2 separate regions of the Homo sapiens genome follow, and region 2 is linked to region 1. Evidence: chromatin loops called from intact Hi-C (ENCODE). Cell type or tissue: natural killer cell. All regions are shown on one strand. Each heading gives the region's core, and the rest is flanking DNA. Links, peaks and the distances in the headings are about the cores only. Region 1 overlaps SLC35D4 (solute carrier family 35 member D4). Region 2 overlaps SLC35D4 (solute carrier family 35 member D4).

Region 1 (5,383 bases), core at 59-5,058:
ATACTACTTGATGGATTTGTACAAACCAACCATTCTGTATACCATAACCAGCATCCAGAGCAAGAAACAGAACATCACCCTCACTCCTCCACCCCAGGGCAGCCACTGCTGGTCAACCACTATGTGTATATATATGTATGTATATGCATAATATGTATAATATAATATGTATAATAATATGTAATGTTTAGTAAACCACTATACACACACACACACACACACACACACACACACACAATCAGCCCTTTGCATGAACAGGTTCCAGATCCTCAGATTAAACCAACTGTGGGTCAACAATGCAGTTTAGGCCTGCAATGGTTGCATCTGTACTGAACATGTACAGACTTTTTTTCTTGTTATTATTTCCTAAACAGTACAGTATAACAACTATTTACATAGCATTTACATTGTATTTGATATTACAAGTAATCTAGAGATGATTTAAAATATACAGGAGGATGTGCATGGGTTGTAGGCAAACACGACACCATTTTATATAAGAGACTTGACAACCCATGGACGTCCTGGAACAGATCCCCTTTAGGTACTGAGGGGCAACTGTATACACACACACACACACACACACACAGAGAGAGAGAGAGAGAGAGAGAGAGAGAAAACACGTGCTGTGTTTGGGTGTCTTTCCATTTCTTTGATTTTTCCATTAACTTTCAGATAAGCTCCAAATGATCCTGTTTAGAATGCACTACCCATTTGCATAAAGACAGCATGCCTCACTAAGCTGTCTGAGCAGAGACCAGAAGGAAGTGAGGGAGTGAGCCATGGGGATGCTGGGGGACAACGGTGCCAAGGGGTGGGGAGGAAGCAAGAAGACCAGGGGCTCTTGCCATGATCTAGGTGCAAGATGATGATGGCTGAGAACTGGCTGATAGCAGTGGAGGTGGGGAGACATGGTAGGATATCTGAGGCACTAGGATTTGAGAGAGGGGAGTCTAGGATGACTTCTAGGTTTGGGTTCCGAGCAATGAAAGAATGAGGTTGCCTTTACTGAGATGGAGAATGTTGTGTGAAGAGCAGGGTTTGGCAAGGTGGTGGTGGAGGCGTACTGGGCATTGGTTTGAATGTATGAAGGCTGAGGTGCCTGTTGGACCACAGAGTGGAGATACAGGAATAGATCGTTCGCCAAATCAGCCTGCGGATCTGGGGAGGGGAGAGCCTTTCTGTGCCTTGGCCATGGCACACATGTGTCTCCTCAGGGCTTCTGGGCCTGTCACTTCGGCCCGGATGCCTTCCTCCCTGCTTTCAGTTGGCCACTACTGCTCATCCCCCAGGCCTTCAAATCGAGGTGACCTCAGAGAGGCTTCCCTGGCCACATCCTGTGCAAGCCCTGCTAGCTTTTTCCTGTCGCCTTGCTAATTTCCTCCCTGACAGTTCTGACTGTTGTGACCAGATTCATTCCTTTCTGCCCATTAGGGTCTGCCTCCCTCCCAGAAGCAGTGCGCAGGACCCTGGGGGTATGCAGGAGACAGTTGGGTGTGGGGTGGTGTTCAGCAGGGCAGACCGGGACAGGCAGGCTCTTCAGAAGGATGGCTGAGCAGGGCAGATGGGGACAGGTGGGTTCTTCAGAAGGATGGCTGAGGCAGGGGCATGGCTGTGGGGAGACACAGTGGGGACTCAGAGTCCCAGGAGGTAGGTGTGGCCGTTGTGATGGTAGCTTCAGGACACACCTCCTGGAAAAGGCCACACTGCCCTGCCCCATAGCCCTCAGAGCCCGTGACTCACAAGGGAGGTTTGGGCCATGAGTAACACAGGGATGCACAGAGAAAGTACTACTGTCGGAGAGGACCCAGCTGTGACCAGCGCCCCGGGCTCGCCCTCCGCTCAGGCCTCGGAGCTCTCATCTGAGACAGGAAACAGGCCTTCTGAACTTATTAGGACCATGTGCCTCTCGTTCAAGGGCCAGTTGGCTATGACCACATGAGGACAAGAATGAAGCGATCGGGTGGGTTTCACCCCTGAACTCTCTACACAAGTCCTGCCCATTGGAGAGTTAAGAATGTTATCTATTCTGATTACTACTATTCAAACCAATAGGTGATTGTTACCAAGGATTTGGGTTGTGGTCTGCAGGGAAGGCGAAGGTGAGGGAGGAAGTAATGGAGAGTTTAAACGGTTAAAACAGCTCATTGCTGATGAATAGGCATGCTTTAATTTGGGGAATATATATGTATGTATTTTTAAGCAATAGAGTAATGCATGCTATTTATAAGACATTTAAAACAATACAGAAATATATCAAGTAAAAAGCGAAAGTCGCTCATCCTTCACTCCCTCAAACTCCTCTTGCCAGACGTCACTACGGTTCGGTTGAAGGGTGAGAACAGTGCTGCATTTGGCCAGGCATGTGTAACCCAACGGAGGTGGACTCTGTTCACTGTAGGAGGTGTTAGATCTGGGGGCCTAGCCACAACAGTGTTTCTGAAATGAAACCACACTGAGCAGCCCTCACACACATCACACATAAATAGTCTATTTCTTGGGCTGGTGACAAAGTTTTGTTTCCTTCCCTGTGACCAGGGGCAGCCTGGCCTCAATCCTGGATGCTGCACATTATGTAGAAAAATTCACATTTGTTGTTGCTGCTCACTGGTCTTCTGTCCTTTGTTTTAAAAAGGAAAAGAAGCCTAGGACCACTTTAAGATCATGCTTATTTCTATTCTAGTTCCTATATATTACTTGGCAGATTTTTCCCCCCCATGGAATAGCACTATAAAATTGAAGTGCAGGCAAATTTTGGAATGGGTTTTTACATTTCTTTACCAGTATTATCAGGAAAGAAAAAGCATAGTATTGCTTAGCTTTGCTCAAATAATGCCTGACTCTAGAAAATAAGTATTTTAGCTGGGCGCAGTGGCTCACGCCTGTAATCCTAGCACTTTGGGAGGCCGAGGCGGGTGGATCACCTGAGGTCGGGAGTTCGAGACCAGCCTGACCAACATGGAGAAACCCTGTCTCTACTAAAAATACAAAATTAGCCAGGTGTGATGGCGCATGCCTGTAATCCCAGCTACTAGGGAGGCTGAGGCAGGAGAATCGCTTGAACCCGGGAGGTGGAGGTTGCAGTGAGCCGAGATCGCGCCATTGCACTCCAGCCTGGGAAACAAGAGCAAAACTCCATCTCAAAAAAAAAATAAGAAGAAGAAAGTAAGTATTTTTTTCCATGCCTGCAATCAGAGTAGTCCTAATAGCTGATCTTTCCCCTTCCTTCTTCTTTTTTTTTTTGCATTTGTTTGCAAGTTGGACCTGCTGAGTTGTCACTTGCTTAAGTCAAGGACCACCATGCTGGCTGGTGGGAGTCAGCACTGGTACCCAGGTGTGCCCAGGACAGCCTCCCATCTCCCAGGTGGCCTTGGATGCTGACATAGCCCAGAAACAACAGTGTTATTTTTGAACATCGGTAGGAGATTCATATGGGATAAATGTGAGGGGCAGCACCAGTGGCCCTGTGGAATACCATGATGGGGAGTCTAAAAGGTAACCGTGCATCTTGTGTGGCTTTGGGCTGGAAGGGGTTCCTTCAATAAACAGACATTTACCAAGTGCCTCATATGTGCCAGGAACCATTCTTGGATAAAAGTCAAAAATCACTGCCTCTGCAGTGTCTATAGATGCTCATTGCCCTGCCTGAGGGCAGGTCCATATCTAAATCATCCTAGATGGACAGAAATGAATGGTTTTGCTCACTGCACTCAGAAAATGGGATTTCCAACCTTTCTCAGGAGCGCCAGTGGGGGCATTTCCTGCCCCAAGAAGACAAATGGAAGGAAAAATTAGGAAATGTTCCTACACCTTCCTCTTCCTCCTCCTGCTATGTCTTCCTCTTCTTTTTAATAATAATAACCATTTATTGGGCAACTACTGTGCCTCAGACATTTCTTACATTAATATTATCTCATTTACTTTTATAACACTCTTCCAAGTCATCCATATTTTAAAGATGAAGAAGCTGAGGTCCAGAGATGCTTATTTTCCCAAGATTTTATAGCTACTAGGCAGTTGGACCAGGTTTCAAACCCAGGTCTGTGTGTACAAAGCCCTGTAACCTGCTAGAACTGAATTGAAAAACACCAAGGATTTACAGCAGTGTAGATAATGTACAGGCGGAAGCTCATGAGGGAGTTATAAGGGAAAATGGCTTAAATGTTCCTTGTCCCACCACTGTGATCCTCCCTAAAGAGTATGTAGATAATTTGACAGCAGAGGAAACAAACAGAGCGTCACCCAGGACAAGACAGTCCTAATTCCTGTTCAGGAACTGACCTGCAGACTAAGAATGTCCAGTAGACATTTTTAGGGAGGAAAATCTCATTGTCATAGGTTTTTTATACCATAGCTATAATTCCATAATATCAATCAGTTAAACATCTTTATTGAGTGACTGCTGTATGCACAGTATGTGGAAACCATTAAGAAATATAAGATATCCAACATTTAAGGGGTTATCAAAGGAAGGGCAAATCAGAAAGCTAATTCATTGGATGGATCAGATAGTAACTGTGTTAATGCCCAGTGAATAAGAAGACTGAAGAAGGGAGAGAGGCCAGGAGTGTTTGGAAGATGCCCCTGGAGCTGGTGTGAACTGGGCCTTATGCAGAGGAAGAGGCTTAGCTGGGCTGAGAGTTGGGGGATGGAAGAGGACTGGACCCCTCTCACCTGGGAAGACAGGGCAGCCAGTGGAGACTTAGTGATTTGTAACCAGAACTGGGGCTCTGAAGCAGGGAGCTAATCTTCCTCCCCCCTCTTCCTCTGCACCTGTCCTTCTGGGGAGGGGTGACACAAATGGTAGGCAGGTTGACATCCCAAAATCCAGCTGCCCAGAGAAGAAACCTTTATATCCTGAGATATGTATATGTGTACATGCGTCTCTCTCTCCCTCTCTCTCTTTCTATATATAAAGAGAATATATGTATTTTATATATATGTTATATATAATTGATAGATATATAATGTCATTTATATATAATTCTTGTTTTACATGTTATTATATAACAAGAATTATATATATTTTATTATATTACATTTTATTATATGAATTATATATAATTATATATAATGATATGTTATATAAATATATATATATATAAATTCTTGAGACTTTTCCCCAAATTTCTGTATCCTTAACTTTCATAGTGTTTATCTAAATTCTTTAATTTTTTTTTTTTTTTTTTGATACGGAGTCTCACTCTGTCACCCAGGCTGGAGTGCAGTGGCGCAATCTCGGCTCACTGCAAGCTCCGCCTCCTGGGTTCACACCATTCTCCTGCCTCAGCCTGCCAAGTAGCTGGGACCACAGGTGCCCGCCACCGTGCCTGGCTAATTTTTTGTATTTTATTTTTTTAATAGAGACGAGGTTTCACCGTGT
Region 2 (5,383 bases), core at 332-5,331, 120 kb before region 1:
TTGTCCCTTCCCCAGTAGTTAACTAATTTATACTAGCCTCATTTATTGTATAATCCTTCCTTTGGCCTTATGTCCAAAGGTATAATAATCTGTATATGATTGTTAATATCATATACAGACTGTCCCAACTTAACGACGGTTGGACTTACAATTGTTTGACTGTACAATGGTGTGAAAGCAATATGCTTTCAGTAGAAACCATACTTCAGCTTTTGAGTTTTGCTCTTTCCCAGGCAGATATGCCCTACAATACTCTCTCCTGATGCTGGGCAGTAGCAGCAAGTGGTGAGCTGCAGCTCTCAGCCAGCCACACTAATATAAATGTTCTGAACATGTTTGTGGTAGGCGAGGCCAAGCTCTGGTGTTCAGTAGGTTATGTGTATTCAATGCTCTTTCAGTTATGACATTTTCAATGTATGATCAATTTGTTGGGATATAACCCCATTCTAAGTTGAAGAGCATCTGTATAAAGTCATTTTTTTGGCTGGGCACAGTGGCTCACACCTGTAATCTCAGCACTTTGGGAGGCCAAGGTGGGAGGATCTCTTGAGGCCAGGAGTTTGAGACCAGCTTGGCCAACATCATGAAACCCTGTCTCTACTAAAAATACAAAAATTAGCCAGGTGTGATGGTGAGCACCTGTAGTCCCTACTACTTGGGAGGCTGAAACACGCAAATTGCTTGAACCCAGGAAGTGGAGGTTGCAATGAACTGAGATCATGCCACTGCACTCCAATCTGGGCAACAGTGCGAGACTGTCCCAAAAATAAAAGATAAAAAATAATAAAGTCATTTTTCTAGGGTCTCTTTTTGGGTAAGTATTTGTCAATTTTGATGTTAAGGGACTAGTGCTGAATTGTTTTAATTATTAAACCATTTAAATATGTAGTAGAGCAAGCCATCCCTCATTCTTCTTTTAAAAAAATGTTTATTATATTATCACCACTTTGTTATTTCAGGTGAACTTTAAAATACTTTGTCAAGCTCCTCCCTAATATTTCATAGCAAACGTGTTTGTTTGTTTTTGTAGAGGCAGGCTCCCTCTCTGTCACCCAGGCTGGAGTACAGTGGCATGTACTCCATAGCTCTCTGCAGCTTTGAACTCCTGGCCTCAAGCGATCCTCCCAGGATTACAGGTGTGAGCCACTGTGCCCAGCCTCATAGCAAAAGTTTTAAAGTGTCTTCTGTGATTACGGGTATTTTAGTCAATAAAGCTGGGATACTGGTTTCTCTCTTACAGAGTAGCAAGCGTTTTTTTGGTTCTGGTTGTCTTTCCACATCTCTAAAGGTAGAGGGACTTAGCGAATGTGCATAGGAAAGGGTAATCTCTACGCTTGGATTGCCATTCTTTTCCCTGTCCTTGGTTGGATGAGACAGACTGAATGCACCTCCCCCATAGAATGTAAGATCTACAAAGGCAGGAATTTTGACTTACCCATTTTGTCACTGGAGTATTCCAAGTGCCTAGAACAATGCTTGGTGTCTGGTAGGGCAGAGTAACGTATTCTGCAGATGCCTGGGGTACATCAGTGAAGGAAACAGATCCCTGCCCTCATGGAGCTTGCTTTTTAAATTCCATCTGTTGCTTAAATTCACCTGCAGTGAATGGTTACCCTCCATTTAACTGCACAACTCAGAACCTGGGAGTGATTCTTGTTTCCTTTGTCTCCTTCATCTTCAACATCCAGTTAGCCACCAGGGCCTCCTAGACATCTTCAGCATCTGTCCACTTTCTTCATCCATCTTGCCCCTTTCTGGGCCATTGTCATCTCTCCAATTACTATAAAAACTCCTAACTTACTTCTTTACCCCTAGTCTTGCTTCTCTCAGTAACATTCCCTCCCTTGTAAAGAGAGGGAGCTTCCCCAAATGTAAATGCGACGTGTCACTCCCATGCCTGGAACCCTTCAGTGAGTCCCCAGTTTGAAGTCCCAGCTCCTTATGATTGACGTGGTCCTTCAGGATCAGCCCCTTCTCTCTAGGGTCAGCCCTTGCTGCCCCCTCTCCAGTGCTCCGGTGCTGGGGTCCAGACCAAATGAACTTCTCCAAGAAGCTTTGAATCAAGCCATTGTTGTTCTCACTTCTGGGCCTTTGTCCCTTCTGGGTCTTCTGCTTTGAACACACTTTGGGTTTTTGCTCAAATTTATTTTCTCTAGGAAGTCTTACCCACTCACTAGACTAGGTTAGTTGCCCTCAGTAGAGTGGCTTATAGTACCTGGTACACTTCCTTTTAGGGCTTCACACAGTTTCTTGTAATTATTGATTAATTACCTTACTTTCACTAGACCGGGGTTTCTCAACCTTGGAATGACATTCCAGCCACTGACATATTGAGTTGGATAATTCTTTGCAGCGGGGACTGCCCTGCACATTGTAGGATGTTCAGCAGCATCCCTGGCTTCTACTGGCTAGATTCCAGTGGCATACCTTCCGCTCCTCTCCCCCGGTTGTAACAACCAAACATTTCTCTAGACACTGCCAAATGCCCCCTGGAGGGGAAGATTGCCTGGTTGAGAATCACTGTACTGGACCAAACTGTTTGAAGGCAGGACCCACATTTGGTGTGTTCTGCTTGGCTGGGTCAGTGAAACTTCACACAGGATATGTGCAAACTGGGTGTTATAGGCTGAGCAGGTGTTCACTACAGACAAAGAGATGGGAAGAACATTATGGGGCAAGAGGATGGCACAACCAGACTCCTAGAAGTATGACATGGCCTGGCATGTTCCCAAGGCTGTGGGCCATCTGCTGTGGCTGGAATGTGGCTGCACATAGCAGACAGACAGGAGCTGACCGTGGAGAGGGGCGGGTGCAAGTCCCGAAGGACTTTATGTGTCACACCCAAGTGACTTGTCCTTTAGGCCAGAGTTCTCAACTGTAGTGTCGCAACACATGGGTGGGTTGTGGTCATAGTCACTTCTGAGGTGTGGTGTCTCAAGTCATTTATCATGAAAAACAGGGTTTTGACATTTATGAATGACTCAAGTAAAATGAAAAAGCAATTAGAGCAAGCAGCTGTCCCTCTCACTCATTTGGCATTCTGATGTGCTTTCTGCATTGGGGGGGGGAGGGGTGTTTGTGACCTGTGCTGCCCCTGCACTGTGCATGCTGGGGGCTGTGTGTCTCAGGTGAGCTTCATGACCCCGAATGTGTTGTTGACAGAAAAGAGGCTGAGGGTTGCTGCCTGTGGCAGCAGGAAGAATCATCTGTTTTTAAAACAAGCGAGTAGCTCAATTAAATTTGCATTTTAGGACAAACGCTTTGACTGCAAAGTAAAGAATGGATGGGGGGCAACCTTGGAGAGAGGGGGACCAGTTAAGGGACTAATGCTGTGAGCCAGGCATGAGATGATGAGAGCCTGAATTGAGACAGAGGCAGGAGGGTTGGTGGGGAAGACTTCAGATTTGAATGCTGTTATGGGGATAAATAAAATCAATAGGATATTGTGCTTAGACGAGGGAGGTGAAGGCCAAAGAGGTGAGGTGGAATGCCACCTAAGTTTCTGGTTTGGCTGATTGGGGATAGGGAGGATGATTTGAGGGAGAGGTTCGGGGTAATGATTTAGGCATGTTATCACTGGGAGCTTGGTAGGGAGGATGGGAGGGGGCTGAGGGTTGAAACGGTATCTATTGGGCACAAGGTATACTATTCAGTTGATGGACACTGGAAGCCCAAACCTCACCATTACTCACTATATCCATGTAACAAACCAGCATATATACCCCCAAATCTATGAATAAAAACAATAATAATAATCATTGAGAGCTTGTGGGAGATATTGTGGGAGATATTGTGGCAGTATCCAAGTGAGAACGGGGATTTGGGAATCATCAATGTAGAGGCAGTGGGAGAAGCAGTGGCTATGAGTGAGGCTGTTCAGGAAAAGTCTAGAATAAGAGGAGAAGAGGCCAGGCATGGTGGCTCAAGCCTATAATGCCAGCACTTTGGGAGGCCAAGGCAGGAGGATCATGAGGTCAGGAGATTGAGACCACCCTGGCTAACAGGGTAAAACCCTGTCTCTACTAAAAATACAAAAAAATTAGCCAGGCATGGTGGCACGCACCTGTAATCCCAGCTACTCAGGAGGCAGAGGCAGGAGAATCGCTTGAACCTGGGATGCGGAGGTTGCAGTGAGCCGAGATTGCAACATTGCACTCCAGCCTGGGCGACGGAGCGAAACTCCGTCTCAAAAAAAAAAAAAAAAAAAAGAGGAGAAGAATGTCAATGTCAGTACTTGCTGGACAGCTGGACTCAAGGAAATAGTAGAGATTGAGAAGGAAAGGTCTGAGAAATGGGATAATTGGGAGAGAGTAGGAGAAAAGAGTAGTAAATAGAGTTGAACTTGTCTCTTTGTGTCAGTCAGCAGATCTGCTGGGGCTGGATGGTGTTGGAGACTGTAGCACTCTATGAAATTCACATTGCCCCTTGTCCTTTCCAGGTGGCAGACGCTCATTGGTGGACTTTTGCTTCATGTGTCCTGGAAACTGGGCTGGGTAGAGATCAACAGCAGTTCAAGGTATAACCTCTCTATGCTGGACTCATGCATGATTCACACTCTGCTTGCTTTTGATATTATATAATTTCATATGGTGTTACACTGGAAGCACAGAGGTTTATTTATTTACTTATTTATTTATTTTTGAGACAGAGTCTCACTGTCTCCCAGGCTAGGGTGCAGTGGCATGATCTTGGCTCGCTGCAACCTCTGCTTCCCAGGTTCAAGCAATTCTCATGCCTCAGCCTCCTAAGTAGCTGGGATTACAGGCGTACACCACCATGCCCGGCTAATTTTTGTATTTTTAGTAGAGACGGGGTTTCACCATGTTGGCCAGGCTGGTCTCGAACTCCTGACCTCAAGTGATCCACCTGCCTTGACCTCCCAAAATGCTAGGATTACAGGCGTGAGCCACCATGCCCAGCCAAAACAGAGGTTTGTTTGATTTGTTTGATCTCTTAGTTCCCTTCTAACCGTGAGGTTTAGTGATTTTATTTTCAGATAAAATTCAAATAGTATTTTCCTGGGTAATAATGCCACTAATATAGTATTAACTGATACATTGATGTAGTGTGGGGAAAAAAGTTAATTGAGATATATATTTTATAATGTCAAATTAATTTTGCTTTGTTTTAGATCATAGGATATGATGAATGAAATTATATTAGCTTAAAATTTTTTTTTAGTAAATTTCTTATTTTAAATTATTTCTGGCTGGGCATGGTGGCTCATGCCTGTAATCCCAGCACTTTGGGAAACCAAGGCAGGAAGATCACTTGAACCCAAGAGTTTGAGACCAGCCTGGACAACATAGGGAGACCCCACCTCTACAAAAATAATAAGAAAAATATTAGCCAGGTGTGGTGCATGCCTGTGTTTCCTGCTACT

Evidence for each region. Peaks named below come from ENCODE experiments on the same cell type or tissue, not always from the same donor. Only the 100,000 strongest peaks of a DNase experiment are listed, where the experiment ranks them.
Region 2: a loop joins it to region 1, with 4 times the contacts of the local background. A loop is called at or near these places in 1 of 110 quality-filtered maps.

What each region holds. Positions count from the first base shown.
Region 1 is chr18:23,304,083-23,309,465 of GRCh38, reverse strand. All of the region lies in intron 14 of SLC35D4 (solute carrier family 35 member D4), which reads left to right. Among named protein-coding and RNA genes, the nearest start is that of SLC35D4, 130 kb to the left of the region's middle. RefSeq lists enhancers at 980-1,479, 1,480-1,981. In natural killer cell, for the core only: no CTCF peak of the experiment used is centred there; DNase peaks (open chromatin) are centred at 1,345 and 2,365; H3K27ac peaks cover 2,149 bases.
Region 2 is chr18:23,420,500-23,425,882 of GRCh38, reverse strand. SLC35D4 (solute carrier family 35 member D4) reads left to right here. Exons shown (of 15, transcript NM_032933.6): 3 at 4,439-4,516. Among named protein-coding and RNA genes, the nearest start is that of SLC35D4, 15 kb to the left of the region's middle. RefSeq lists an enhancer at 2,682-2,821. In natural killer cell, for the core only: no CTCF peak of the experiment used is centred there; DNase peaks (open chromatin) are centred at 2,592 and 2,942; H3K27ac peaks cover 1,893 bases.